Regions from separate parts of the Homo sapiens genome. Here all the other regions are linked to region 2. Evidence: chromatin contacts called from ENCODE Hi-C or POLR2A ChIA-PET data. All regions are on one chromosome and are shown on one strand. The core of a region is the stretch at or near the end of the contact, and the rest is flanking DNA. Distances in the headings are between cores, read along the strand shown. Region 1 overlaps RPTOR (regulatory associated protein of MTOR complex 1). Region 2 overlaps RPTOR (regulatory associated protein of MTOR complex 1). Region 3 overlaps BAIAP2 (BAR/IMD domain containing adaptor protein 2). Region 4 overlaps RPTOR (regulatory associated protein of MTOR complex 1).

Evidence for each region. A loop is a pair of places that touch in the nucleus more often than their neighbours do. ChIA-PET counts read pairs that join two places held with the same protein, here RNA polymerase II (POLR2A). Pooled maps may share reads with other maps.
Region 1: a map of IMR-90 shows a loop between it and region 2 (2.1-fold over the local background). The contact joins two enhancer-like sites. A Hi-C loop is called at or near these places in 4 of 168 maps with a recorded cell type or tissue (CD4-positive, alpha-beta T cell, CD4-positive, alpha-beta memory T cell, IMR-90 and 1 more) and 11 of 50 pooled maps. POLR2A ChIA-PET finds 5 or more read pairs at or near these places in 4 of 52 experiments (Panc1, activated CD4-positive, alpha-beta T cell, activated CD8-positive, alpha-beta T cell and 1 more).
Region 3: a map of chondrocyte shows a loop between it and region 2 (2.5-fold over the local background). The contact joins two enhancer-like sites. A Hi-C loop is called at or near these places in 3 of 168 maps with a recorded cell type or tissue (CD8-positive, alpha-beta T cell, chondrocyte and psoas muscle) and 4 of 50 pooled maps.
Region 4: a pooled map shows a loop between it and region 2 (2.8-fold over the local background). The contact joins two enhancer-like sites. A Hi-C loop is called at or near these places in 3 of 168 maps with a recorded cell type or tissue (CD4-positive, alpha-beta T cell, CD4-positive, alpha-beta memory T cell and naive thymus-derived CD4-positive, alpha-beta T cell) and 10 of 50 pooled maps. POLR2A ChIA-PET finds 5 or more read pairs at or near these places in 4 of 52 experiments (CD4-positive, alpha-beta memory T cell, HCT116, activated CD4-positive, alpha-beta T cell and 1 more).

Annotation. Positions count from the first base shown.
Region 1 is chr17:80,676,783-80,683,395 of GRCh38, forward strand. The region is part of intron 3 of RPTOR (regulatory associated protein of MTOR complex 1); the gene reads left to right. Among named protein-coding and RNA genes, the nearest start is that of RPTOR, 140 kb to the left of the region's middle. RefSeq lists an enhancer at 1-481. Within about 2 kb of position 2,054, at least 5 of the 41 ENCODE cell types and tissues checked have a DNase peak (open chromatin) inside an H3K27ac peak, as active enhancers do.
Region 2 is chr17:80,896,665-80,903,180 of GRCh38, forward strand. The region is part of intron 20 of RPTOR (regulatory associated protein of MTOR complex 1); the gene reads left to right. Among named protein-coding and RNA genes, the nearest start is that of CHMP6, 92 kb to the right of the region's middle. Within about 2 kb of position 4,332, at least 11 of the 41 ENCODE cell types and tissues checked have a DNase peak (open chromatin) inside an H3K27ac peak, as active enhancers do.
Region 3 is chr17:81,092,966-81,099,600 of GRCh38, forward strand. The region is part of intron 6 of BAIAP2 (BAR/IMD domain containing adaptor protein 2); the gene reads left to right. Among named protein-coding and RNA genes, the nearest start is that of MIR657, 29 kb to the right of the region's middle. RefSeq lists enhancers at 103-993, 1,864-2,158, 2,776-3,665, 3,666-4,555. Within about 2 kb of position 1,991, at least 11 of the 41 ENCODE cell types and tissues checked have a DNase peak (open chromatin) inside an H3K27ac peak, as active enhancers do.
Region 4 is chr17:80,645,752-80,652,567 of GRCh38, forward strand. All of the region lies in intron 3 of RPTOR (regulatory associated protein of MTOR complex 1), which reads left to right. Among named protein-coding and RNA genes, the nearest start is that of RPTOR, 100 kb to the left of the region's middle. Within about 2 kb of position 4,125, at least 10 of the 41 ENCODE cell types and tissues checked have a DNase peak (open chromatin) inside an H3K27ac peak, as active enhancers do.

The sequences.
Region 1 (6,613 bases), core at 804-3,303, 220 kb before region 2:
CTGTCCCTGTGTATTTCATGGAGAACAGAGTCAGGGAGGTGCAGGGCTCATCGCTAGCCAGGGCACAGCGGGACCAGGCATCCTGATTTGCAGCCTGGTGGCCTTTACCTAGTGCCGCCTCATCTGACATAAAGTCACCCGTGTGGGGGAGAGCTGTATTTTAATAATCAGTTTCAGGTAGATCCCGGAAACCCAAACATATAGAAAGGTGAGGGACTTCGGTTCCCACCTCCTGAGCAGGTACTGCCTCGTGCCAGTGGACCTGGGAGGGCGGGAAGGCTGCTCTCAGGGGCACGCTGTTGCATTATGCCATGTTGTTCTTTTGGTTGTTTATTGTGATGAGCTCTTATTGTGATAAGAAAAATAATCATTTTCTCATCTTTAGCAGTGAATATACCTCTTTTTTAACTGCCATGTTAACGTTTGCCTTTGACAGTGTGCTCTGAGAGACACAATCTATGCTTCAATTCTATGCTCTTCAGCTGTCATAACTCTTCTCCATGTCTTTGAAGTGCAGTAAAGAAAGTGTAACCCAAAAACTGAACAGTAATTCCTAAACTTGGCACTTGCTCTCCACTCTGGAGACATTCTAGGTTTCATTTGAGAGGGATTTTGGCCTGCTTAAAGCATTTTAACAGCTTTTCGTTGGCCCCAGTACAAAGTCTAAACTCTTTACCTGGGAGGAAAAATTGCTTTTGATCTGGTCCCTGCTCTCTACCACAGCCTCACCTCCCACCTTCCCTCCCACCAGACTCCAGCCTCACCTCCCACCAGACTCCAGCCTCACCTCCCACCTTCCCTCTCACCAGACTGCAGCCTGACTGCTGACATTTCAGTGTGTTCCACCTTTTCAGGCGTTTGCTGGGCAGTTTTCTCTTCCTCAACTTGTTAAATTCTATTCATGCATCGAGTCTTGCTGTTGATGTCATTTTCTTTGGAAACTGTTCCTAAATCCTTAATCCTTTCTACCTTACAAAAGAATAACAAAATAAACCCCAAGAAAGATCTACTCCTTTATTCTTTCACAGGATATGATTCCTACTCCATCATTGTCTTCAACTGTATGGTGTGTTGTTGCGATGATCGTGGTAGCAGGATTGATATCAGTATTGCTCACTGGTCTCTAGTCTTCTAGAAAATAAGGGATGGGGACTTCCAGGTAGCTGATGAAATGGTTGTGTCTTAGGTTCCTGTCTCCAAAGTATTTCCTCCAGAATAATGTAGAAGAACAAGAAGGAGAAAAGTAAACTTTGTAAAAGCCATGTCCTCAGTGTGAAAGACACAATATACTCCAACTTGAAAATCGTAAAAAGAGGTAACACCCAATCCAACATGGAATTCCTGATGTTCTCCATCTCCCCACTACCACAAGGCTCTGTCCACCTTGGGTTGTAGGTAGTTGACAGAAAATTATAGGTACAAGTTTGCAGCAGAAAAAGACAAAAAGGAAGGAGAAGGACCTTTTGACATATGGGTGGATGGCGAAAGGAAGAAGAATCAGCAGGGGAAATTTAGTGTCCTGTAGACAGGGACAACCACAGGTTGGGTGTGGTGGCTCATGCCTATAATCCCAGCAGTTTGGGAGGCTGAGGCAGGCAGATGGCTTGAGCCCAGGAGTTCGAGACCAGCCTGGGCAACATGGCAAAACCCTTTCTCTACAAAAAACAAACAAATAGTATTGTACAAATGAGTTTCTGGTCTCGTTAATTATACTATTGTTATGTAAGACCTAATGGTCGGGCATGTTGGGTTAAGGCCATGTGTACTAGCTTTGCAACATTGCTGAATATCTAAAATTATTTCAAGATAAAAATTAAGAAAGGAAAGCAGTGGTTATGCCTGTTTATACTTGAGCCAGAGCAACGCCTGACTCAGAATAGACAGTCACCCATTCACGTTTTCTAACTTCAGATTGTGCAGTTGTTTGTTGGTTCTTGGGTTTTTAAATAATGCATGAAGAAGGTGGAAGGAGCGGCGCCCTGGGATTGCAGTATCGTGGTGTTGAGTCACTTGCGATCTTTCCGGTTCAGTGACTCCTCAGTGTGCGTGGATTGGGGCCCTCCAGAGATGCTCTCTGTCTGTGTGTGTCATCGCAGCCCTCTGCTGTCCATGCCCGACAAGCCAGTGGCTTTCACTGCTGTGTGGGGTGGGGGCGATGTTTGTGTTTGTTTTATTCCAACAGTGGCTTCGTTTCTCTTCCAGGGCATTTCTCTCGCTCTTCACAAGAAGTGGCCTCTGCTTCTTCTGATTATTCACACTGTCCATTATTGATTACTCCTTATCCCCTTTCTTTCCTCTGCATGAAAGGCAGGTCTCTGCCGGGCGCAGCGGCTACCTGTAATCCCAGCTACTCGGGAGGCTGAGGCAGGAGAATTGCCTGAACTCGGGAGGCGGAAGTTGCAGAGAATGGCCTGAACCCCAGAGGTGGAGGTTGCAGTGAGCCGAGATTGTGCCACTGCACTCCAGCCTGGGTGACAGAGTGAGACTCCCATCTCCAAAAACAAAAAAAGAAAGGCAGGTCTTTTGTGAATTGACGGCTAGGCTCACTTCCTGGAGGGCAGTCGGCTGGCTCAGGCACAGGGCGGGAGGAAAGAGGCTTCCGCACAGCCACGTTCTCCTCATTCCTCACCTCGTAGAAAAGATTTTTGGGGGGTGGTGGTTAATCATGTTACTCTAAGTTTTCGTTTCCTTTTTACTCGGCTCAGGAATAGTAAGATGCCTTTACAGGCCCGTTTGAATGCATTTAAACTTAAGAATTTCTGTCATTTTTCCCTCCCTTTTTGTTTCTCTTAGCTTATTTTTTGAGCCTGCAAACTTTAAATTTTTATTATTCTGAGAATAGCTTATTTACTAACTTAAATCCTGTTTTGAAAAAGGCAGGTTGTGAAAAAGTAAACCATAAATAGTTTATAGCTGTAAGGAGTTGAAGTGTCTTCAGAATTAATATTTATGTATTTATTTGAAGCTCAGTTTAGCTGTTGTCATTCAAAGTTCTGCCTCAAGTATGCCCAGATCTTGTCAGTTACACAGCCTTCCTTTCTCTGCTTTCTCTTCTTCCCAATTCTTCCAGCATCTCAAGAGGCAGGGTTAACAATTCCACTCCCAGGCTGGGTGAGGTGTCCTCTCCACGGTTCCCCAGAGCCCAGAGAGGCGGAGGGAGCCCCATGGTCCCTGTCCTGGAGAGGAAGACCTCCCCCAGAGTCCAGAGAGAGGGATGGAGCCCCCATGGTCCCTGTCCTGGAGAGGAACCTCCAGTTCTCGGTCAGGGCCAAGACCCCCAAGTGGGTCACAGTTACTTGTTTTTCCTCTTGCCCTCCTCAGCCTGCTGGCTCTTCTGTGCAGGACCTCAGACTGCCAGGCTCCTGCTCTCTTCCTCCAGGCACATCTTCTCACCAGAACTCCAGCCCTGCACCTCAGACTCCCTGTTCATTGTCTCACCTCAGCCCCATCTCAAGTCTAGAACCCCCTTTCTTTCTTGTTGACTTATTCCGTTCTAACTGGAATCCTAGAAGAGAATGACAGGATGATGGTGCTGTGCCTCTGAAGGGGGTTTGTTAAAATACTCAGAATCAGCAGGGCACGGTGGCTCAAGCCTGTAATCCCAGCACTTTGGGAGGCCCAGGTAGGTGGATCATGAGGCCAGGAGTTCAAGACCAGCCTGGCCAAGATGGTGAAATCCCATCTTTACTAAAAATACAAAATTAGCTGGGCGCAGTGGCAGGTGCCTGTAATTCCAGCTACTCAGGAGAGGCAGGAGAATCGCTTGAACCCAGGTGGCAGAGGTTGCAGTGAGCCAAGATTGAGCCACTGCACTTCAGCCTGGGCAACAGAGTGAGACTCTGTCTCAAAAAACAAACAAACAGACAAAAACTCAGAACCATGCCTAGAAAATACTCAGGGCTCCCTGTTTGTTAGATAAATTGTTAGATCAGCCAATGAGTGACATATTGCATCTTGTATGCTGCATCCCAGGGGATTTAGTTAGTGACAGAGGAGAAATACAGCTCCTTTGCAAGTGGTCCTGCGTGCCGAGGCAAAGATCCGCGTATAAAATCCCACGTCGCACGTATGTGCTGGGCTCGTCTGTGAACAGGTTACATGGACCCTCTCTAGACCCAGCAGATGGGCTTTGAAATGTGGCCTTCGTGTTCAGCTGGCATTTGGTTTTCACCAGGAGACAACAGCAAACACACAGGCGGAAGAGGAGAGGGAGCCCGTGAGGCTCATTGTCAATACAGGGGAGACAGCCACTCAGGACGGGGCTTCAAGGCATGCATGGGTTTGACAGAGGTGAGGGGCCTGGCGCACTGGAGTCCAGGCTCATGGAGGGAGGGGTTGGTTTGGCATCTTCTCTTTAGCACCTGCCACGTGTTCTGCGGAGGCCAGTTAGTGTCAGTCAGCAAAACACCACCTCCAAATGCTGGCAGTGGAGTGTCTCGCTTTATTTTTTTATTCAGATCGATAACTCCTAGGAAAAGAGCATCTTTTAGAGTCACCTGAAACTAAATAAAGAGCAGAGTGCCTGAGTTGTGGAAACACTGGTGCTGTCTGGGCCTCATGGCAGAAAGTTGCGGGGCCGCGGCTCTCGTTCCGTCCTCACACTGCCCTGCTAGAGTGCGTGCGTGCTGTGTGCATTCCTCATGCCGCTGCTGTCCCTGGCAGGTGACAGTTCAGGGGCACCTCGCGCTGTGGGTGAGTTCTCGAGTGCTGCGGGGAGTGTAGGGAAGGCCGGTGGTGCGGTATCGAGGACCAATTCTGTGTGTGTGGTTCAACATTTCTAGTTCTCTTACACCTTCATGAGGTGTACGTCTCTTACACCTTCATGAGGTGTACGTCTCTTACACCTTCATGAGGTGTACGTCTCTTACACCTTCATGAGGTGTACGTCTCTTACAGCTTCATGAGGTGTACGTCTCTTACACCTTCATGAGGTGTACGTCTCTTACACCTTCATGAGGTGTACGTCTCTTACACCTTCATGAGGTGTACGTCTCTTACACCTTCATGAGGTGTACGTCTCTTACACCTTCTTGAGGTTGAATTTCATTTGATTCTTAAATATTTGGCTGAAAAATTAGATAATAAACGTAGTTACAATCTCTCCTGTCATGAACACTGAGGAAGAATGAATTTGTCTAAATATTCTCTCGGTGTATTAGAATATTGGTAAATGATGTGGAATCTTCCTGTATTTGATGTGATATAATCTTATCAGTTCTTTAAAATGATGTAGCAGGCTGACCGTTGGCCCCCCAAAAGATTAGCCACATCATATTTTCTGGAACCTGTGAATATTACCTCATGTGGTGAAAGATGTGATTAGGTCCCCCCCCCCACCCCAAACAAAGTCTCGCTCTGTCATCCAGGCTGGAGTACAGTGGTGCAATCATGGGTCGCTGCAGCCTCGACCTCTTGGGCTCAAGCCATCCTCCCACCTCAGCCTCCCAAGTATCTAGAACTACAGACCTGCGCCACCACACCCAGCTAATTGTTAAATTTTTTTGTAAAGTCAGGGGTCTCCCTATGTAACTCAGGCTGGTCTTGAACTCCTGGACTCAAGCCATTTGCCTGCCTCAGCCCCAAAGTGCTGGATTACAGGTGTGAGCCACTGCACCCAGCCAGGTTAAGGTTGTTGAGAGGGAGAGCTTATCTTGGATTATTTGAGTGAGCCCTAGATGTAATCACGGGTGTCCTTATGAGTGAGAAGCAGAGGAGCTTTGAGTCAGACAGAAGAGAAGGCCATGTGAAGACTGAGGCAGAGCTGGGAGTGATGTGGCCACAGGCCAAGGAACACCGAGGCGTGCCCACGGCCACCAGAAACTGGAAGAGGCCGGAATGGATTTGCCCCAGGGCCTCCAGAGGGAGCGTGGCCCTGCTGACTTAGTGATTTTGCATGAATACTTGAGTCTATAGAGTTTGAGAACAAGGACTTTCTCTTACATAACCACAGTACATTTATCAAAATTAGGAAATATAACATTGATTCAGTCCTGTGTTCTAATTTGTTTCCTTTTTTTTTCTTAAAAAAAAGAAAAATAGCGTCTTGCTGTGTTCCCCAGGCTGGAGTGCAGTGGTGTGATCCATCATAGCTCACTGCAGCCTTGAACTCCTGGGCTCAAGTGATTCTCCTGCCTCAGCCTCCTGAGTAGCTGGGACCACAGGCACGTACCACTACACCCAGCTAATTTATTTATTTTTTGTAGAGATGGGGTTTCAACATGTTGTCCAGGCCGGTCTTGAGCTCCTGGGAACCAAGCCATCCTCCTGCCTTGGCCTCCTAGACTGCTGGGATTACAGGCGCGAGCCAAGCGCTCAGCTGATCGAATTCATTTCTTAGCCAGTTGTTTCAGCTCCGTCTGTGGCAGCCTCCGCACTGGCCTGGGAGCGGACCCCGGACTACACACGGCTTTTTGATGGCACTTCATCCTCCTCAGCTTTGCTTTCTCAGTCTGGCCATTTTTGAAGGATGCGGGCCAGTTCAGTTCTAATCCTCAGTTTGCGTTTTCCTCCTGTCTTCTCCCGACAAGAGCAGGGCAAGCATCTGTGGCAGGAGGGCTGCAGAAGTGATACTGGGGCTTCCTCAGGTGCTGTCGGAGGTGCTGATGGCATTTTG
Region 2 (6,516 bases), core at 3,082-5,581:
GCTCTTAGCCCTTTGCTCTGCTGTATACATTTCACAGTCAGGCTTTCTGTGTCGACAGCAGCCTCACTGGGGTGTTGTTTGAATGGCGCTGAATTGGTGGATTTCCCTGGGATGACTGACTTCCTTGCATCATGAGTCTTCCTGCTCCTGAACAGGGTGTATCTTTCCATTTACTTAAGTCTTCTTTATGTCTTCAAGACAGTCTAACTTTCTGCATAAAGGTCACAGGCATGACGTTACCTTTCAGTTTTTGTAATTTTAAGTAATATCTTTTTTAAAACCTGTTGCTGGCAAAAAAAGAAAGAATGCCAGTGGGCTGGGCACGGTCCCTCACGCCTGTAATCCCAGCACTTTGGGAGGCGGAGGCCGAGACGGGCGGATCACGAGGTCAGGAGATCAAGACCATCCCGGCCAACATGGTGAAACCCTGTCTCTACTATAAAAAAATTAGCCAGGTGTGGTGGTGCGCACCTGTAGTCCCAGCTACTGGAGGAGAATCACTTGAACCGGGGAGGCGGAGGTTGCAGTGAGCGGAGATCACACCACTGCACTCCAGCCTGGCAACAGAGCAAGACTCCATCTCAAAAAAAAAAAAAAGAATGGCAGTGGACATCTGTGTTTCTCTCTTGAGAGTAAACGAAACCTTTCTAACCTTTTACCTTTGATACGACATTTGCTGTAGATTTTTTGAGTGGGTGCTCTATATCAGTTTATAGAAATTCCCTTCCCTTTGGTTCACTCTTTTTATGAGTGCAAATTCCCATTCTATTCTAGTTAGTTAAGAATTTTCCTGATAAATGGAATTAATTTCTTTGAATGTATTTTCTGCATCTCAGAATGACCCTGTGCATGGCTGTTTGTTAGGGTAGGGAATTACATGATTGAATTTCTTGTGAAATATCCTTGCATTTCTGGGGGCACCCAGCGTGGTAATGTCCCCTGACATCGCTGCCTTACGCTCACCAGCTATTTCTTTGGGCGCTCCCCATTGGCATTCACGAGTGGGTTGGGCTGTGACTTTTCTTGTCCTGACCTGGCTGGTTTAGACATTGAGTCTGTACCTGCCTAGTAAAACTGGCTCCTCCGGGCATGGTGACAGGTGCCTGTAATCCCAGCTACTTGGGAGGCTGAGGCAGGAGAGTTGCTTGAATTCGGGCAGCAGAGGTTGCAGTGAGCCAAGATCACGCCACTGCACTCCAGCCTGGGTAATAGAGTGAGACTCCATCTCAAAACAAAAACAAAACAAAACAAAACAAAACTGGCTCAGGAGTGTACCCTCATTCCCTGTCCAAAAAAACTGGCTCAGGAGTGCGCCGTCATTCCCTGTCCTCGGGGGCAATTTTTATAAGACAAAGATGATGTGTTCTTTCGGTGTCTGAGTAGAATTTGCCCCTGAACTGTCTGGGCTAGTGTAGTGTTGTGAGGGTGGGTTTGAATTCTGTATTCCATTTCTTTAATGCTGATAGGATTATTTACATTCTCTATTTCTTCATAAGCTAGCTTCAAAAAGTTTTATTCTTCTAGGATTTTATTCATTTCAGCTAAGTATTCTCATTCTTTCCCTTGAGGCTGTCTGCAGTATTCTCATGAGTCTCTAATCTCTGCTGTCTCTTTATTGTTTTAGCTGCTTTTACTGATATTCCCAATCTGCTGCCTCTTTAGATATGTCCCCGTTTATTCCTATTGTTGTTTATTTGCCTTTTCCCCTTTTTCCTGATTAATCCTCTAAGATGTTTGTTCATTTCTTTAGTGTCTTCAAGTTCTAACTTTTAGGCTTTGTGGATTTACTGCATTATTTTATCTTTATTTTTCTATTCCAGTACTTTATTTTGTTTCCTTTCTACTGTTTTCTCTAGGTTCACTCTCTTGTCCTGTTACAGTTCTCAAACAGAAAATAAAAACAGCTCATTAACTTTGAGTTTTTCTTCCTTCCTAATGTGTGTGTTCAGGTCTGCGGGACCCCTGCCCCGGCTCCCCCAACCCCTGCCCCCGCTCCCCCCCCGCTCCCCCCACCCCCCGCCGCCCCGACTCCCCCCGCCCCGGCTCCCCCCGCACCTGCTCACCCAACCCCTGCTCACCCCGCCCCTGCTCACCCCGCCGTCTCCGTCTAGTGAGTTTTGATGATGGGCTTTTCACTTGTGTTCAGCTTCAAGCTTTCTTTCTACTTCCATTGTGGTTCCTGGGGATGGCGGTCCAGCCACAATGACAGCAGCGCATGACAGGAGCCCAAAGACCCGAAACAGACGCAGGGCATCCGCCAAGGCAGTTCCCACCGGGCAACCCTGTGGGTGTGCTCCCAGCCTTGGCCAGCTGCTGCCTTGAGCACCTCTGGATAGAACGAGTCCAGAGCTTGCACCATGCCCTCCAGGGTATGGAGAACTGAAAGGTTCACTACACAACAACCCAGACACGCCAGCTTAGCCCAGACACGCCAACTTGTTAATTTTCATTGAGAAATAACGTTGCAGCTTTGTGCATTTGGCTGTCCACTAAAATATGCCAAGTGCCCAGAAAGCGCAGAGTTGACTCCGTATATTCGAGTATAAATCAAGGTATTGCCAAGTCACCAATGAAATATATTCTAACGTCACTTGTAAGATGTTTGTTTTGAACTGGAATACACTTTTTAAATAGAATTAATGTTACATATAGTGGTTAGGTTTCCAGGCTAGCCTGCAAGAGTCTTTTAAAACCTGTCTGCAGAAATTCTACTTATAAATCTACAATGAAAAAAGGTATTTAAAAATTTTTTTTTAAGTACTAGAAAATGTAAATTCATAGTATTCTGTTTTGATTACACATTTCCCCTGGCCCCGGCCACAGCTCCTGTGAATAGCTCTCTAGCGCCTCCAGCAGGTTAGTGCCACCTCTGCCCCAGTTCACGCTCATCAAGGTCAAGGTGATAGCTCCCTTCCGTCACGTGTAGGTTAGAGCAGGAGTCTGCAAACTCTTCCTGTGAAAGAGCTTTGCAGGTGGGACTGCCCCTTGGCACTTCCCCAACACTGCCAGTGTGGTGCAAAAGTAGCCAGAGACCGCGTGTAGGTGAATGAACTTGGCCATGTTGCTATGTAACCGTGTGGACTGAAGTTTGAATTTTGCGTAACTTCACATCACAAAATATTGTTCCTTTGATTTTTTTTTCAACCACTTAAAAAGTATAAGAACCATACACAGGCCATAGAAAAACAAGGCTGAGTTCAGCTCAGAGAGCCTGACAGTAGGGCACACCCTGCCCGCACCCTGGCCTCCAAGGATACTCCTGTGAGTCAGAGGGCTTGGGATTCTCCCACGGATTGGACAGATATTTTGACAGTGCCCCCACTGTGCATGCTGGGGCACAAAAGTACAGAACAGGCAAACCCAATGCCACCTGTGTCGAAGCCAGTACCATCGGCTCTGGGCATCTCCCACCCCTCCCTGCAGAAGTGGGCGTCCTCCCTCTGCAGCCAAGGGGACCGGCGTTTACTCAGGTTGACTCCTGGCCAGGAGTCGGGGACTCCTCTTTGTGCCCCAACACATCCTTCTCTCAGCCGGGCATCTGTGGCCGTCTCCTCCCCGCCTCGCAGCCACCTGAGCCAGCAGCTCTGGCCTGGTGGTCGCAGCTCTCTCCCGGGTCTCCCTGCTTCCACTGTGGCCCTCCTGGGGCCGTGTGCTCACTGTGGCCTTCCTTTTTTTTCTGAGATGGAGTTTTCCTCTTGTCACTCCAGCTAGGGTTTAATGGCGCGATCTCTGCTCACTGCCTCCCGGGTTCAAGCAATTCTCCTGCCTCAGCCTCCCAAGTAGCTGGGATTACAGGCGCATGCCACCACACCTGGCTAATTTTGTACTTTTAGTAGAGACAAAGTTTCTCCAAGTTGGTCAGGCTGGTCTCGAACTTCCAACCTCGGGTGATCTGCGCGCCTCAGCCTCCCAAAGTGCTGGGATTACAGGCATGAGCCACTGTGCTCGACTGGCCTTCTTCTTTCACAGGAAGCGACAGCAGCATCACCCCTCGGTGCTCACCTGGTGACCGTCTGCCAAGGGCCTGGTGGCCCCGCCACCCTACCTGGCCCATGCTCCATGGGGTTCTCGGTTCACTCTCGTCCCTCCACTCACACGTATCTGGCCATCAAGTAAGAATCAAAATAAAAAGTTGCACCTGGCCTGCAAGTGTGCAGAACCGCACCTTTTGTTGATCCAGGAAGCTCAAGCCAGGCAGTGTGGCGCTGGGTCACCATGGCACCATTGAGAGCTTCCGTCTGCAGGTCCCCACGCCCACAGCACCTCCCTTTCCCCCTGGGCATTTGGATACCACATGGGCATCTCCCCTTCTGCTGGCGAAGGCTACAGAAAGTTCACAGCTGTGGAGTTTCCAGGTGGCTGAACTTGCTGAGGCTGCTGTTTGCTGTGCGCGTGCCATGCCTGAGGCCCTGGGTGCTGTCCACAGGCAAGAGGGACTGCGGAGGCCCCGCCCAACTCCTGTGTGAAACTTAGCTCTTGTCTGTGATGAGTGAATGCCGTTGTTATCCTCGGTACTGGTCTCGGTGGAGTACAGGGCGAAGAATCGCAGTTTCATTTGAGGGCCACCCAGACGGGAAGCACACAGCAGCCTGGGGCCCGGACACAGGGGCTTGGCCTCCATGAGTTTTCTCCTCTGCCGGTTCTTTCTTTTCTGTCTTCTCGAAGGAGCTGGACTCCCCATTCCACCATCCTTCTTATACAATGTGATTCCTGACTTTTTTTTTTTTACTGGAGAAAACTGAGTTTTATTCGTATATCATTCAAATCTTAGGAAATTTGACAGGAAAGAGTTTCACAATGAGCTGGAGTTTAGGAAGGAAAGAAAACAAAGTCGCCCCTGCAAAGCCAGCCTCATTCATATTCAGTGAGGTGTCACTCACACCACCTGGAAACCACCGTGCTTACCTAAGTGTTTAGAAGTCATAACTTACACAGAATCCCATTGTGCACAGCACTTCCCTGTTTCCAGCCAATTTCTTCTTTCATTTCAGCCAAAGAACAGCAATCTCTTTAGTCCTTTCAGTGAAGATTGCAGAGGCTTTCAGAACCATGGCAACCTGGAGAGTCCATGTCTCCCCATCTTTCCTGGTGCCCCAGAAGCCCTGCCCCAGCGCCTCCCCATCTTTCCTGGCCCCCCAGAAGCCCCGCCCCCAGCGCCCTCCCTGCTCTGCCTTCCCCAGAGCACTTGCATTCTTACACCCTCAGTCACGTGTTTCCTTTCTTCCCCGTGGCAATGAAGCCCCTTGGCTGGTACTTGGCTTCCTTTGATCGCTGATGGAGCCCAGGTTCCCCCAGCAGTGCCTGGCCCTGGTGGGGCAGGATAAATGTTTGTGAAACTAAATGGGAACCCAGGTCTCAGCACTGTGTCAGGTTCTAGAATCTTCTTTGATGTCTCCATCCTGCTTGTTTCTCACTCAGCCCTTCGTCTGGCCTGACATCCACAAGAATCCCCTACCTCAATCCCTCCTATTTCCAGTGCCCCCATCCCACCAGGCCTCGTTGCCCTGGGTCTTGCTCTCTGCAGACCACAACTGGGCAGGCCCTCTTTCACACCAGCTCCTCACCACCCTCCAGGTGAAGCCTTCGTTAAAACCGCATTTTCTGTAGAGGCCAAACCATTGTCTGACATTCAAGGCCTTCCTTCAGCCTCCTGCCCCCCGTCTCAGCAGCAGCCGCTCCACTGCACCTGCCCGCAGCACCCCTGGCTGGCCCCTGGCCCGGCCCCTCTGCCATCCGTGCAGCTCAGAGCCAGGTGGTCTTGCCGGGAGGTTGCCTGGCCCACCGCCAGGATCCCCATGTAGGTGCCTGACCCAGTACATCAAAGCATGATGTCGCCATTTTTACCACCACAGTCCTATAAAGTTGTTTCTTGCTAACGCATGGATGTGTGGACACAGGCCTCACCTGTCCCGGCCCCCAGCCCATGCGTCTGCCCTCTGCACTTATCTGTGTTCCTGACGGCCACAAGTGGCCGTGGAGCTGCTCAGGATGGAAGGATGGCTGGAGACGGTCTGTGGCCTGTGTCCACATGTCCCGGGACCCAGCCTGAGGTGCCCTCCTCACCCCCAGACACCCATGCATGTGGCCCCACACCATGTCACTCCCACGCTCATCCGTCCAGCCCCAGCTCCCAGCTAGAGTGCAGTCCCATGGGGGACCACGCTGCTGTGTGCTCCACCCGCCTTCCCTCCCGAAACCCTGCGTCTCGGCCAGAGTCCAAGCACACCCGTGCTGAGAGGCGAGGCGGGAGTTAATTCTGCTCGGGACTCTGGTGGCCTGAGAAGGCTCTTCCCGCAGAAACAGCCTCATCCCGAGAGCGCTGGCAGGAACGCAGATCAGAGGCCTGGGCTAGATGGGACCAGTTTTCACGACTCTGCTAGATACGGTGACATTTTTTACGGTTTTGAAAATGAGTTACCATAGAAATGGATCCAGGATGGACTAATGCAAGGGAGGGGAGGGCGAGAAAGGAACACAGCCCTGCGGAGCCTGGAGCCGGCCCTGGTGCAGCTGTGG
Region 3 (6,635 bases), core at 741-3,240, 190 kb after region 2:
AGCCCAGCCTGTGCCCACCGCTCGGGGGCAGGGAGCAGGGCCCGGGGGACGTGTCCACATGCCCCATCCTGCATCTGGAACCCAGGGTGGGAGGCGAGTGGCCCACCCACTCCCTGGGCTGGGCTGGGCTGGGCTGGGCTGGGCTGGGCTGGGCTGGGCTGGGCTGTGGGCACGAGGACCTGAGTGTGAGGAGGGAGCCCCGGCCCGCTGGATGCAACTTGTCCTTCCTAACCCATGTGCACTGAGGGTGGGGCAGCCGGGCCCCTGCTCAGAATCGCACTGGGCATGGGCTCGACTTGCTGGCCCTGGGACGACCCTGCTCAGCCAGCTCTGGAGGCTTCCTCAGCGGCCTGAAACTCCTGCTGCAGAGGAGGGTAGCATTGCCCTGTCCACTCACCACCTCCTGGGGCTTTTCTGGACAGAGATGCCCGGGGCTACAAGGAGAGCCAGGGTTTCTGCTGGGTTACCTTCCCCTGTTCCCTTTCTGAGATGATGGGGGAGGAGGGAGGTGAGGCAGGTGCAGCCCTCGCTGGCCGGTCGTGAGTGAGGAGGGAGAGATGGCCCCGCATCCCTGGGGATGCTGCCTCCCAGAGACCATGGGGGCTCCGTAGCACCGGCAGGATCATCGTGGGGGTCCTGGGAAGCGGCACTGGTGCTCTGCTCACTGTAATGCAGGGGGCTGGTGGGGGGCATTGGTGCCCCCAGGATCCCCCCTCCGGCTGCCCCCCATCTCTGGGTGTGCGAGGCCTATAGCCTGGATTGAGGTCTGAGAAAGGGGAGAGATGCGTGCTATTTAAAGGGTGTATAATTAACACAGCAGAGACAAAGCACCCTCGTTCAGATCTTCAGAGAAGATAATAGCAGGGCCGGTGATCGCCAGCGTGGAGTCTGGCGACGTGCGGGGGGTGTGAAGCCCATCCTCGTTTTCACAAAGCTCTTCAGGCTAAGGCTGTCTGTGGACAACCCCTCCCCCCCACCACCCCCGTGAGGACAGCCGTGTGGCCATGTTTCTCTGGAGTAACATCTCTGAGGGGTCCTGACCAGGAAAAACAGGAGTGTGAGGAGCCAGGAGCCACGGAGCCCTCTCAGGGCTTCTGCATCCGCAGCTGACACAGGGACCCTCAGTGTCCCCGGGGCCAGGGCAGCCAGGGGTCGGGCACTCTGCTTCCCCAAGCCTCAGGGCTGGGCCACTCGAACATCTTAGCCCCCACTTCTCCTGCATCTTGCCAACCCTTTGCTGGCTCTTGGGGACAGCTTGGTCTGTGATCCTCTAGCCTGTTTGTGTGTCTAGCCCACTGGTGTGGACAGAAGCGACCTGCTGTCTCCTGTGCCCGTGGGCATGTGCTCACCAGACTGTCCATCCCAATACCAAGCTGTGGGTCTGTTGGGACCTGTTGTTCCTGGGCACCCCTTGCCAATCTGCTGAAAGCTCTGGGCCTTTTTCCCAGGAAAATGGGGACCGTCAGGGCTCATGGATCCCTGATCCTGCCAAAGTGGCACTGTTCCCTTCCTGAGGATCTTCCTGTAATGCCTTCCTTGGGGAGCGGAATGACCAGCTCTTCCACCTGCCACCGGGGCCAGAGGGTGCGGCTTACCCTCTGCTCAGCCCAGCCCGGGTCTTGCTCAGAGCACGTGTGTTCAGCGTGAGATTTAAGGGTCCTCCCATCTCCTTTTAACCACCTGCCATGCTGCCCTCCCTCCTCTGCCTGGGTACCGTGCCCATCAGCCTGGGAGGCCTGGTCAGTGGGTTTTAGAGCAGCCACTGGCTGCAGCCTGCAGGTGGCCAGTGACCATGTGCTACTTGGGGCACCTGATTCTCACCCCACACACCACAGCTGACCGGTCCGCAGCCGCATCCTTTCGAGTAAGTGTTACCCATGGTGACAGCTGAAGGCCAAGAATTACGTTCTCATTCATATGCTGCAGGGGACCTGGGGGGTTAAAGAACGTGGGAAAGCTGCAGCAGCCGTGGCGGATGAGGTAAACCAAAGCCGCCTTGGTTTTTTCTGGAATGCCCCTCCCCCACTCTGAGTCACCGCATGCTGCGGAGAGGAGAGATGTGTTCTGATCACTTTTGTCTTCTCTGATCACGGGGCTGTTCAGCCCAGGGTGACTAAGTGGGAGCATTCTGTGGGTCTTAAATGCTTTCAGCTGGGTGTTTCCATAGTGCTGTCGCCATGGCACCCAGCTAAGCACGCAGCCGGTGGCTCAGCGGCGGGCGGGGACTGGAGGGGGCCAGCCACTGGGACTGCCTGCCCATGGGGCAGGCTCAGGGCCGTTGTAAATGGCCGGGCTGCCAGGTAGGAGGTACAGACCAGGCCGTGCTCTGTCCCCTGCACTTTCCACACAGCTCGGACGTGCCCCGTATAGGTCATCCCCGTCCAACAGCAGGTCACAGTTGGCCGGGCCCTGCAGTGCTGGCCGCCACCTCCTCTCCTCCCCGTCCCCGCACCGGCCCCTTGTGTGGTGAAGCTCCTGCCTGGCCTAGATTTCCAGGATCTGCCCTGTACAGTCGTGGCCTCTCTGTATGAGGAGTCAGTGTCCTGGAACAGCAGGTGAGGAGAGGCAGCTGTCATTCCTAGACAGAGTGGCAGCCGCATGTCATGCGCTGACTCAGGCTCTGCCATAGCCAGATGCTCATGTGGGGGCTCCAAGGCAGGAGGTGTCAGCTCCCCCCGTCCTTCGGGGGCTGGCCATCCCTGCCTTGCTGCTCTGGGAACATCTCTCCTCCCTGTCCCCAGGATCTGGAGGGGCCCCGCCAGAGCACCGTGCAGCCGTACTTTCTGTCTCTCCCCCGACTTCCCCTGGGTTTCTCTTGTGACCTGTGTGCCACTCCCAGCCATTTACGGGGCTCCTTTGAGTAAGTGGAAGACTTAAAAATAAAACACCAACTCTCTTCCCGGCCAGGGAGGCTGCCGTACCCTGCTAATGAGGCCAGTACCCCTCGCTGTACTCTCCCCTGGGGAACTGAGCATGAGCGTGAGAAAGTACCGTAGCCTAAAAACCCAGAAACCGCCTGTAGGGTGGGCAACCGGAGCAGCTCCAGGGGCCTTAGTTTGGAAGGTGCCGTTCTCAGGGTGAGGAGACCCAGGGGGCCCTGCAGCCTAGTTTACACTGCTGTCCTGGGGTGACCACTCCAAGCAGCACCTTCTCTTCCCCCGAGTCCTATTCAGACAGCAACCAGTGTGGAGGCCGTGGCTCTGGGCAGCCCCCTGGGCCTGCCTTTTCTCAGTGCCTCAGTTTCTTTTGCCAGGCGTTGGATCTCCTGCTGAGTGCTCTCTGGCCCTGAGCTCTCTGCCCACCATGCTTTCCGGGCCGGCCACCGCTGGAAAAGTCCCCAGGGAGGGCACAGAATCCTCATGATGGGGTGCGTTGGGGGTTTCTCCATGGAACCTCACACACATTCCTGAGGCTGCCCCACTTAAGGGATTCTGGGCACCGAATAGCTCCCTCCAAAGCAGGCACCCCCATCACAGGCCACTCAGAGCCTGGAGGCGCACCCCAGCATCCCTGGCAGTTCCCTGCGGGAGGAGCGGGGCAGGACCCTGCAGGCGGCCTTGGAACAGGCCTGGGTGTTGGTCTGAGTGGTGTTGCAGGGGCATGGGTGGGTGCTCATCTCCAGGCCCCTCCTTGTGCACAAGCCCACTTGTTTCTCGGAGCACACCCTCCCCACCCAGTCCCTTTGATCCTGAAGGTCAGGAAAGGAGTCCAGCAGCCAGGCTGAGGCTGGAGCACAGCGGGCTCAGGTGTCCTCCTCCATGGCTGCAGTATGTGGCGTCCTGGCCACGGCCATCATGCCCTCCCCAGGCCCCAGGGTACCCCTGAATCTGGCTGTCGCACTCTACCCCTTCCTGGAGAAGGAGCCTCAGAGGTCACTGGAGGTTCTTGGGAGCAGGAGCAGGAAGCCCTGGTAGGTGCATGTTGCATAACCAGAGGAAAAGTACTTCGCGCTCCAGCTGTGGAGGAGGAGGAGGTGGAGGAGAAAGTAGAGGAGGAGAAGAAGGAGAAAGGAGAGGAGGAGGAGGAGGAGGCAGCGGCAGTGGGGGTGGCGGCAGAGGCCTCAGCATGGAGCAGAGCTTGCTGGAAAGTCTGCTTAAGGTTGCCTTGCAGGGCCTCTCACCTGTGATCAAACTTCTCACTTCCTAAATGCCATCTCAGGTCCCCTTTAGGTGACCCTGTGGCCAGGCCCTACAGCGCCTCTGGAGGGTCAAGGCCTACTGGGGATAGGAGTAGCAAGCCCGTTGTTTTGAGGGGCAGGTGGGGTTTAGTGTGGGAAAGCAGGGTGGGCTGCAAGGGCAGGGGAGCGCCGGGCTCCGTGTTGGGGGATGTGGCTGGGCAGGCTCTGGCCTTGGGGACAGCATGGTCTGCTCACACTGGCCAGCAGGCAGAGCCAGTGCCCGGTGGTAGTGCTGGGACCGACCCACACCCTGCCAGGCTGGTTCTCACCCCTGTAGTGGAGGCTTGCGGGGGTAGGCAGCCAGGGAACAGGCTGCTCCGCTCCCCTCCCCGCCGCCCACCCGGCCCGGCACTGCCCACCCACGCTGAGTCAGAGCTGTAGGCGGGGCGGCCGCGAGGCTGAGTCAGGCAGGGGAGGCCGCCCCCTTGCGGAGGCCGCATCTTCTTAAGAGCCGATTCTGAACTGACCACTCCTTGACGGGCAATCCCGGTGGACGGGGGGTCTGAGTCCTGCTGTGGAGGGTCTGCCTGAGGCCGGTAGGGGCTCAGCCCAAGGTAGGTAGGCACAGGAGGAGAGGCGAGACAGAGGAGAGCTGGAAAGACCTTCCTGGCAGAGGAGAAGCTGGCTCCCTGCTGAAGCAGCTAGCCTCCTGCGGCCTCCCAGGAGGGGCCTGGGTGTGTCCCTGGGGACAGGGTCTGTGCCTCGGGTGCTCCTCCCTTGCCCTCACCAGCCACCCACAGCCTCATCAGCGTTTTGGGATGGAAAGTTTCCAGCCTACAAAACCGGAGAGCCCTTGACATCCAGGGTCCCAGTCGAGCCCTCCCACTGTCGGGCTGGGGTTCTGGAATCGGGAACCCCGGGTGCCGGGTGTCAGCTGTGCCATAGGGCTGTGGTGTCACGCGCTACCCCAGACCTCAGGCACATGATCCCCAGGCCAGCTGGGGTCATGGAGGGGCCAGCGGGGGGTGGGGAGGCATGCTCCTCCCAGAGGGACAGAGGCAGAGAGCCCTGGGGTTTGGAACTGTCACTTCCACCTACAGCCCTGTTGGTCAGGTGAGTCATACAACAAGCCCTGCACCCATGGGCAGGCTGGGAGGCGCCTCTGCCCAGGATGGGAGCACAGTCCGGGGCCTGGGAGGCAGCGGCCGCCCTCAGCTTCTTCGCCACTCTCTCCCCCAAACTCCCCCTCTCCAGTTTCCTCCCGAGGCTCACGTTGGAGAGGCCTGGGCTCAGCTACAGTTTCTTGGTCTGGCTTTGCTTGCACTACTTCTTTTAAAGTTTTTTTTTTTTAAATTGTGATAAAATACACGTAACTAATACAGTTGACCACGGTAACCATCTTTAAGTGCACAGTTCAGCGGCATTAGCGCATTCATGGGGTTGTGCGATCACCACCACCATCCATCTCCAGAACTTTCCATCTTCCCAAACTAAAGCTCTTAGTACCCTCCGTCCTGGTGTGTTCAGAATCGGTAGCTGGATCTGGAAGCTCTGTCAGGTTGAGACTCAGTTTTCCTTTTGGGGAAATCATTTTGGCTGGAGCAGCTTCTGTCGTCTTTGCTGGAACCCTTTCTGGGCCGACTGTGTGTCCACCAAGAAGCACAGAGTGGCCAAGACGTGACAGCCGCCATGGTCAGAGCCAGGGCCACAGACGCAAGGGCTGCCGAGCGGCTGACCGCCGGGTCAGGGTGGGGACCGCCTGCTGGCTGCCCTGGTTCTAGGGTCTGGCTTGACTACCTGTCTTTCCTGTGCCCAAGAGCACCTGCCAGGGCTGAGGGTTTTCCAAAGCTTCCGCGTTTGTCTGGGACACATTCTCCCCGTCCCCCCATCCCCCCATCCCCCCATCCCCCCATCCCCCCATCCCACGGGGACACCCGGGTGGGCACTCAGGCAGCTCCAAGGTGGAAGGGCAGCAATCAGGCCTACTTCTCATTCCTGGTTCCGTGCTGGCCCCTCACCTGGGCACACCCTGTTCCGAAAGGCGTGACCTGTGGATCTGATCTTGCTGTCCCCGTGGACGCTGGTCTTGCTTTCTGGGCTCCCAGTCTCCGCTCGGTGACCTCTTGTCTGATCCTCCCCACGAACTTCCTTCTCACGTTCTCCCTTGGTGCACGCTTATCCGGAAACCAGGCAGCCAGGTGTCTTAGCGTCCCGCTCCCCGTCATTCAGAGCCGGAGCCGGGTGGGAGAGGAGATGAGGTGCGCCCGGAGTCCCCTCTGCAGCAGAGGGCTTCCCTGGGGTCCTTGGCCACTGTCCTGGGCTCCAGCTCTCCTGCCTTTCGTGCTGGGGCTGAGATGGCTGAGATGGCTGAGATGGAGGGGCCCTGGAGGCAGAGGCACAGGTGAGAGTGCTCCAGGCAACAGGGGGAAGGACCAAGAAGCTGTCCTGGGGCCCATGGAGCTGGGGCGCATCCACACCCAGGCTTCTGTGCCTTGGCCACAGGGAGGTGCACGCGACC
Region 4 (6,816 bases), core at 2,875-5,374, 250 kb before region 2:
AGGTGACCTTTACATGTAGGTCAGTGATGACAGCCAGAAAGATGACAGTGTAGACTCAGTACAGGATGGAGGATTCCCTGCCCATGACAGTGGCACAGTTGTATTCGGACAGCGAGCACAGGTGCAAAGGGGTGCAGTCCTCTGAATGATCTGTAGTCTGGGAAAATTTGTTAAAGTTGGCCAGATTTCAAGAATGGATGTGCAAAATAATTCTCTGAGTAAGAGATCGTTTGAAGGGCTGGTGAGATGGAGAATGTGTTAAGATTACAGGATGCTTCGGAAAAGGTACCAGCGCAGGCGGGATCCCATCTGGGCTGGTTTATAAAGTGGAATCTGGAATAAAGTATCCGCTGCAGCCTAGAAGGAAGCTGTTCTTGCACACAGAGTGGGATCTTTTGTCCCCATTCAGGAAGCAAAACCACAACAATGGACACCTAATATTTGCTTTTCGAATGCCAACACCATTGCATTCATTTTTTAGTACAATAAAAATGTTTAAAAATTTCCTGCTACTATCCATGAGCGGGCCTCATCTATTTTAGAAATTAGCCTAAGGTAACGGATGTCACAGGATACCTCTGACCGGCTCCCAGGTGTGAGCGTGGGGCTGTGCCATATGCACTGGGTAATAATAGCACTTGCCCCGGTGCGCGTGGCACACTGCTCCTCACAGCTTTCCGTGGGTTACAGGACAGAGGGAGGGAGGCCTGGCATAGATAGCGTGGCTCTCAGTGTGGGGCAGACCTCATGCTGCCTTCTAGAGTTTGCATGAAACAGGAGGCACTTAGCAAACTCAGATGTTTGTGTGCAAGGGGCCTGGTTCCTGACTGTAAATCAGGGTCCTTTGAAACATTGCAAGGCTAAACACGCACCACTTGATTGCACTCTACAGGGCTCTTGAGTTTCTGCAGTAATAAAGAGAGGTTGATGTGCCATCTGCAATAAAACAATGGGGGCGTTATTAAATTTCCCAGACCTTCAGTGGAAAGACCCATATATCTGGTTTTCTCTTTCTCTGTGTCTTTATTGCAAGAGTGGAAAACCTTGGGTCATTTAATGAAAATGAGATTATTTTCATTAAAGTTTGTCGGAGTCGTTGCCTCCACGCTGGCATGGATGGGAGCAGAGTAGGAAATGCCTGTTTTCTCAACGGTAGCGTCCATCCAGGAGGTGCAGAAAGCCAACCCCGGAACCCCCGTCGGCTGCACCAGAATGGTGTCTGGAAGCCTCTGATGATTTCCTTGCTGGTGCTGGAACGCTTGGACTTGTTCTTCATTTTTCTAGCTTTTGATATAGGTGATTCCAGTTCAAAAGGAATTGAGAGAAACCATGGTGATTATATTTTTTTCTGAAGGCTGCCAGCCACTATCTGGCCCGTATTTCCTTGCTTAGGCCCATTGAGCCCTTTTCTAAATAATTTATCAGTTTGCCACTGATGAAATGTTTCTTCTGATTAAATTTAAGGCTTTGCCTTATTACCTTGTAGGTGTATAAATTTGTGTTCTGCCAGAGATTGGAGGAAAATGCCGACCGTTGTTTCAGTGGAAAATTCTGCAGTAAAACCTCACTCATTCCATCATAAGTCTCAAATGAAAGTTTTATTGGGAAATGGGAGTAGGAGATTATTATAAAGCTGGGACCATACAGTGAAGAATTTATCTTTTTAGAGAATTTTTCTAACAAATTGGGGCTACTGGCAGTTTAGTACAGGATGGAAGTTAGGAGCTGGAGCCTGTGGAAAAAGACAAGCAGGAGGGGCCTCGCTCTCTGTGTCCTTCTTTCCCCAGAGAGAGTGGACAACACCAGAAGCAGAGGCCACACCTCTTTACTTGGGGTGAGCTTTAATTCTTCTGGTGCCTTAAAAATAAGTTTCTATGGGAATATCTATCATTTACTAAGGAAGATGAAACAGCATGGCGGTGCCTCCACTGACCAAGTCTGTCCGTCGGGCAGGTGTGTCTAGGGGAGGAGGCGGAAGGCGCTCCTCAGTCATGGAGCCACGTTGTTGTAGGAGCTCATTCTCATCTTGTCCAGGTCTGCGAGTAGTGAAGGCAGCAAGTCCTGTGTGGCGGCCGTGGGGCTTCCAGGGAGCTGAGCGGTCAGGTTGAGTCAGTTTCCATGTGGTGGACAGTTCTTACTTATCCATGCACAGCCCTGGTTTGTGGATTACAGTGAACAGATTTTGAATGTCAGCTTCCCTTCAGTTCACCGTGCTTCTCAGATGTGTCACAGTTAATTTGTGGTTAAGGGATGAAAGTTGGTTTTGCCATTAGATAAACATGTTTTTTATAGTGCCTAACCCCAAGCAGAGTATGTTCAAGGAGAGAACAAAACAGCTCCCAAGATCTGGTCCATTAGCCCAGTAGAAATTGTTATTGCATTTTAATGTAAATGACAGTCATCCTTTCGTGGTATTGATAATAGAGTTGTTTGTGTGCTTTTATGAGATGCTTTGAATGAACCGAAGCTGATGACTATACCTCCTGTTGGGAGGAGGGGGTTTGGGGAGCAAGGGGGTTGAGAAGGCCAGTGGTGGGCAGTTTTGGTTCTACTTAACAGGTGTGTCTTTTGGATTTTAGGCACAAGTGTTATTTGCAGAACTGAATGTTTATGTGTAATTCCATGTTGTTTAGGGGTTTGGAGTGAGGATAATTGGAATCCAGGCATCTTCTCCTTGTCCCTGAATGGGGCTGCTGCTTGACCTGTCCACCTCACAGGGAGTGTCATGTGGCCATGTGTGACAAACTGTGAAACCCTTGGTATTGAGTGCTCACACTGCTAGGTGTGGTGGGAGGCGCCTAGTCAGGCAGCCGGGTTGGCTTTGGGGAGCACTGCATGGATGGCTTCTAAGATCCACTTGTCTTCTTTCCCCTGGGATGATTAGACAGGCCTCTGCTTTGTGGGCAAAGCAATTGGTATCAGCACAAGTCACTCGCTTCCTTGTGCCCCCCACCCCCAAATGTTTTGGAATGAATTTTATAGATGGATGCTGATATGGCTTGGCTGTGTCCCCACCCAGATCTCATCTTGAATTGTCACTCCCACAATTCCCACGTGCCATAGGGGGAACCCAGTGGGAGGTAATCGAATCATAGGGGCGGGTCTTTCCTGTGCTGTTGTCCGTAGTGAACAAGTCTCACGTCCCTGCACGAGCTCTCTCTTGCCTGCCACCATCCATGTAAGATGTGACTTGCGCCTCCTTACCTTCCGCCATGATTGTGAGACCTTCACAGCCATGTGGAACTATAAGTCTATTAAACCTCTTTCTTTTGTAAATTGCCCAGTCTTGGTTATGTCTTTATCAGCAGCATGAAAATGGGCTAATACAGATGCAGTCAAGACGCATAAATCAGTGGGTTCTACCTTTTCTTAGGATTTTCAGGCTCAGATATGGATAATCGGGGAAGAAGCAGCTAAGTTGCCCTAGGACAGTACTCCACACCTGGAGGTGCTCCAAAGCTATTCATGGAACAGCCCAAGGTGGACCGTTACTCGCTGTGACTCCTGCTTGGGGCATTCACGTTGCGACATTAGTTCCAAATTGACAGTCCAGTTCAGCTGGTGAAAATGGCCCTATAATTGCGATTGGCAGCATCCCTTGGCGTGCGGCCCTGATGCCATTACCATTCCATCATCCATCCCGTCTTGCTGTCTGCCCTGCCGCCAGCCCTCCCTCCTCCTGCCCAAACTCACCTGACTTTCTTCTCTGTGGGTCCTAAGGTTGGGCTTCATCCACCTTGAGTTTCTGTGACAAGCTGCCAGTGAGGACTCATGGGCAAAGGCAGAACTGTGGGTGGATGGCTCACAGCTTGCATAATTCAGTACCTGGTGTGAAGCACTTTGCCTGTGTACTCATTAAATTTGCAGGACGGTACAGACAATATCTTCTGGTGGTCTTGGGGTTAACTGTGGTGCTTTGACAGTTTCACTTAACTGCTTACTGCCCAGAAAGTTAAGAACTGTTCCTATGATCAATGTTTTTACTTATATTTTTGCCTTGGCCTCAGCAGTGCTCTCCCACTTCGTCTTCCCTCCTTTCTAGTGCTTCTCGCCTGAAAGCTTTTCCACGTGCGTGCCGTGTTCAGTGAGAACTCTGATTCATGCTCTTCAGCCAGAAGCCTTCGTAGTCAGCCCTGCCCACGCACTTCCTGCCTTGCCCTGTCCCCAGAGGCCATGGTATTGGAAGCAGCTTCCTGGAAGCAAGCTTAGATTATGCGAAGCAGTTTATTCCGGACTCTTTAGACCAATTGCACCAGAGCATAAAGGTGTTGTCACCTACTGCTATCCCTCCGAATACCTTAGTGACATGACCTATAAATTCTTTTAGGCACACCAAAGACATTACAGAAAGAAGAATGAAAGAAAGGCATGGTTCTGCAGCCTCCTGGAGGATGGCAGCCTGTTGTGACTAGACTCCTCAGGGTTTCAGTCCATTAGAGCTGGTCCCAGAGGGGACCCCTGCTGGCCAGCCCTGTGTTGGACTCTTGCTCTCCGAGGCCACCTAGGGGATTCACTAGAGAGCCCATTTGGGATTGAAGAGCACGCGTGTTGACTAGAGTGGGTTGCAGCATGGGCCGCAGCCTGTTTAAACACTGCCTAGGGAAGATTGGTGGAGTCCGCCTCCTCCCTTCTGCCTCGTAGGTCCGCAGAGTCGTGCTGGGCTCACCGCTCCTTCCCTTTCTGGGCGGGAGCGCCCCTCTCACTGGTAGGGGAGCTCCCTGGGAAATGTGGTCTCCTTTCTACCAGTGCACTGAGGGGTGGGGTGGGGAGAGCTTAACTGTGGAAAGAATGCGAACTGGTTTAGTTCTGGCTTTGCCACTTCTTAGAAATGTAACTCTGGACAAATTACTATTTAAACTTTTAAAATTTGTACATGCAAATGAGAGTTAATGGACAGAATAAAAGTATATAAAGCATTTGCACCAGGGAGGCCATGGTGGTTGGTCATCAGATCCTTACTTCCCATCCCTTTCTGTCCCTTATCCCTTCCTCTCCCTCATGGTTGAGGTGGTGGAGGCCCCTCCCAGAACATTCTGCCCAGGAGTCTTGCTGCCTTAAGCCCCTCCCCATCCTGCCTTATCTCTGGTTTTATCCTCTTGCGGGGATAACTGCATTCCTGACTCTTCCTCTATTAATTGACCTACTTGAAGTGTAATACTTTTAGAGAGAAGTAGGGGCTTAACTCTGTCCTTAACAGGCCTCTCGAGGATATTATCTCTCATCATCATGTTCCCTTTAACAAGGGAGTTGTCTGTGTGTATGACAAATTGCAAATGAGGACCCCCCACCGTCAGGCTGGGGACTAAAACTGTAGCTCAGCTGTTGTCGTTTCACAGATCTCACGTGCCATGTGTGTTTCCTGAGTTAACTTGGGGACCGTGATACAGAGCGATGCGGAGATGGCTCTGAAGGACAGGCAGGTGCCAGGCGAGGGATGGAAGTGCTGCTTCTAAGTCAGAAAGTGGAAGGTGTGATGTGTTAAAGAATGGAAAGCTAAATTTGGAGGTGACGATGAGGAACCCACCGTATGCTCGCCATATGCAACTAGGAAGAGTTGTAAAATCCTGCTCCAGCCAAATTGGAAAGTGCTGATCAAGGGGGAAACGATCAATAACAGATTGGAGGGGGACGGCCACTTCAAAGTGTCTGCGGTACTTGATTTCATTTTGCAGGGGAAACCATATGTCACAGTGGTGTTCATGAATTTGGGTGTTCACAAGGGCTTCTGTACAGCTCCCTCCCAAATGTCCGCGATTTACTTGTTGGTATGACACATAATGGAGATTTTTTTAAAATGGACATACGAAGCACATAACGTCAAGTTCACCATTTTAAAGTGTACAACTTGGCTGGGCGCAGTGGCTCGCGCCTGTAATCCTAGCACTTTGGGAGGCCGAGGTGGGCAGATCACCTGAGGTCAAGAGTTGGAGACCAGCCTGGCCAACATGGTGAAACCTTGTCTCTACTAAAAATATTTAAAAAATGGCCAGGCACGGTGGCTCACGCCTGTAATCCCAGCACTTTGGGAGGCCGAGGCGGGTGGATCGTGAGGTCAGGAGATCGAGACCATGGTGAAACCCTGTCTCTACTAAAAATACAAAAAATTAGCCGGGCGCAGTGGCAGGTGCCTACTGTAGTCCCAGTTACTCAGGAGGCTGAGGCAGGAGAATGGCATGAACCCGGGAGGTGGAGCTTGCAGTGAGCTGAGATCACGCCACTGCACTCCAGCCTGGGGCGACAGCGTGAGACTCCGTCTCAAAAAAAAAAAATTAGCTGGGCGTGGTGGCGGGTGCCTGTAGTCCCAGCTATTCCGGAGGCTGAGGTAAGAGAATCGCTTGAACCTGGGAGGTGGAGGTTGTAGTAAGCCGAGATCACGCCACTGCACTCCAGCCTGGGTGACAGAGCGAGACTCCATCTTAAAAAAAAAAAAAAAAAGTGTACAACTCAATTGGCTTTTAACATCTTTGCAATCTTGTGCAACTGTCATAACTGTCATAACTGTCTAGTTCCAGAACACTTTTCTTACCCCAAAGGGAAACCCAAAGCCCATCGGCAGTCATTTCTCCTCCCCCAGGCCCAGGCAGTCACCAGCCTGCCTTCTGTCTCTGGAGATGCCTGTTCTAGGTACTCCACACAAATGGAGCCATACAGTATGTGGCCTTTTGCGTCTGGGCTCTTTCCTTAGCATCTGGAATGTTTTCAAGATTCCTCCATGCTATTGCATGTATCAGTAATTTAATCCTTCTTGTGTGTGCATGTGTAGAGATAGGGTCTCGCTTTATTGCTCAGGCTGGTCTTGAACCCCTGGCTTCAAGT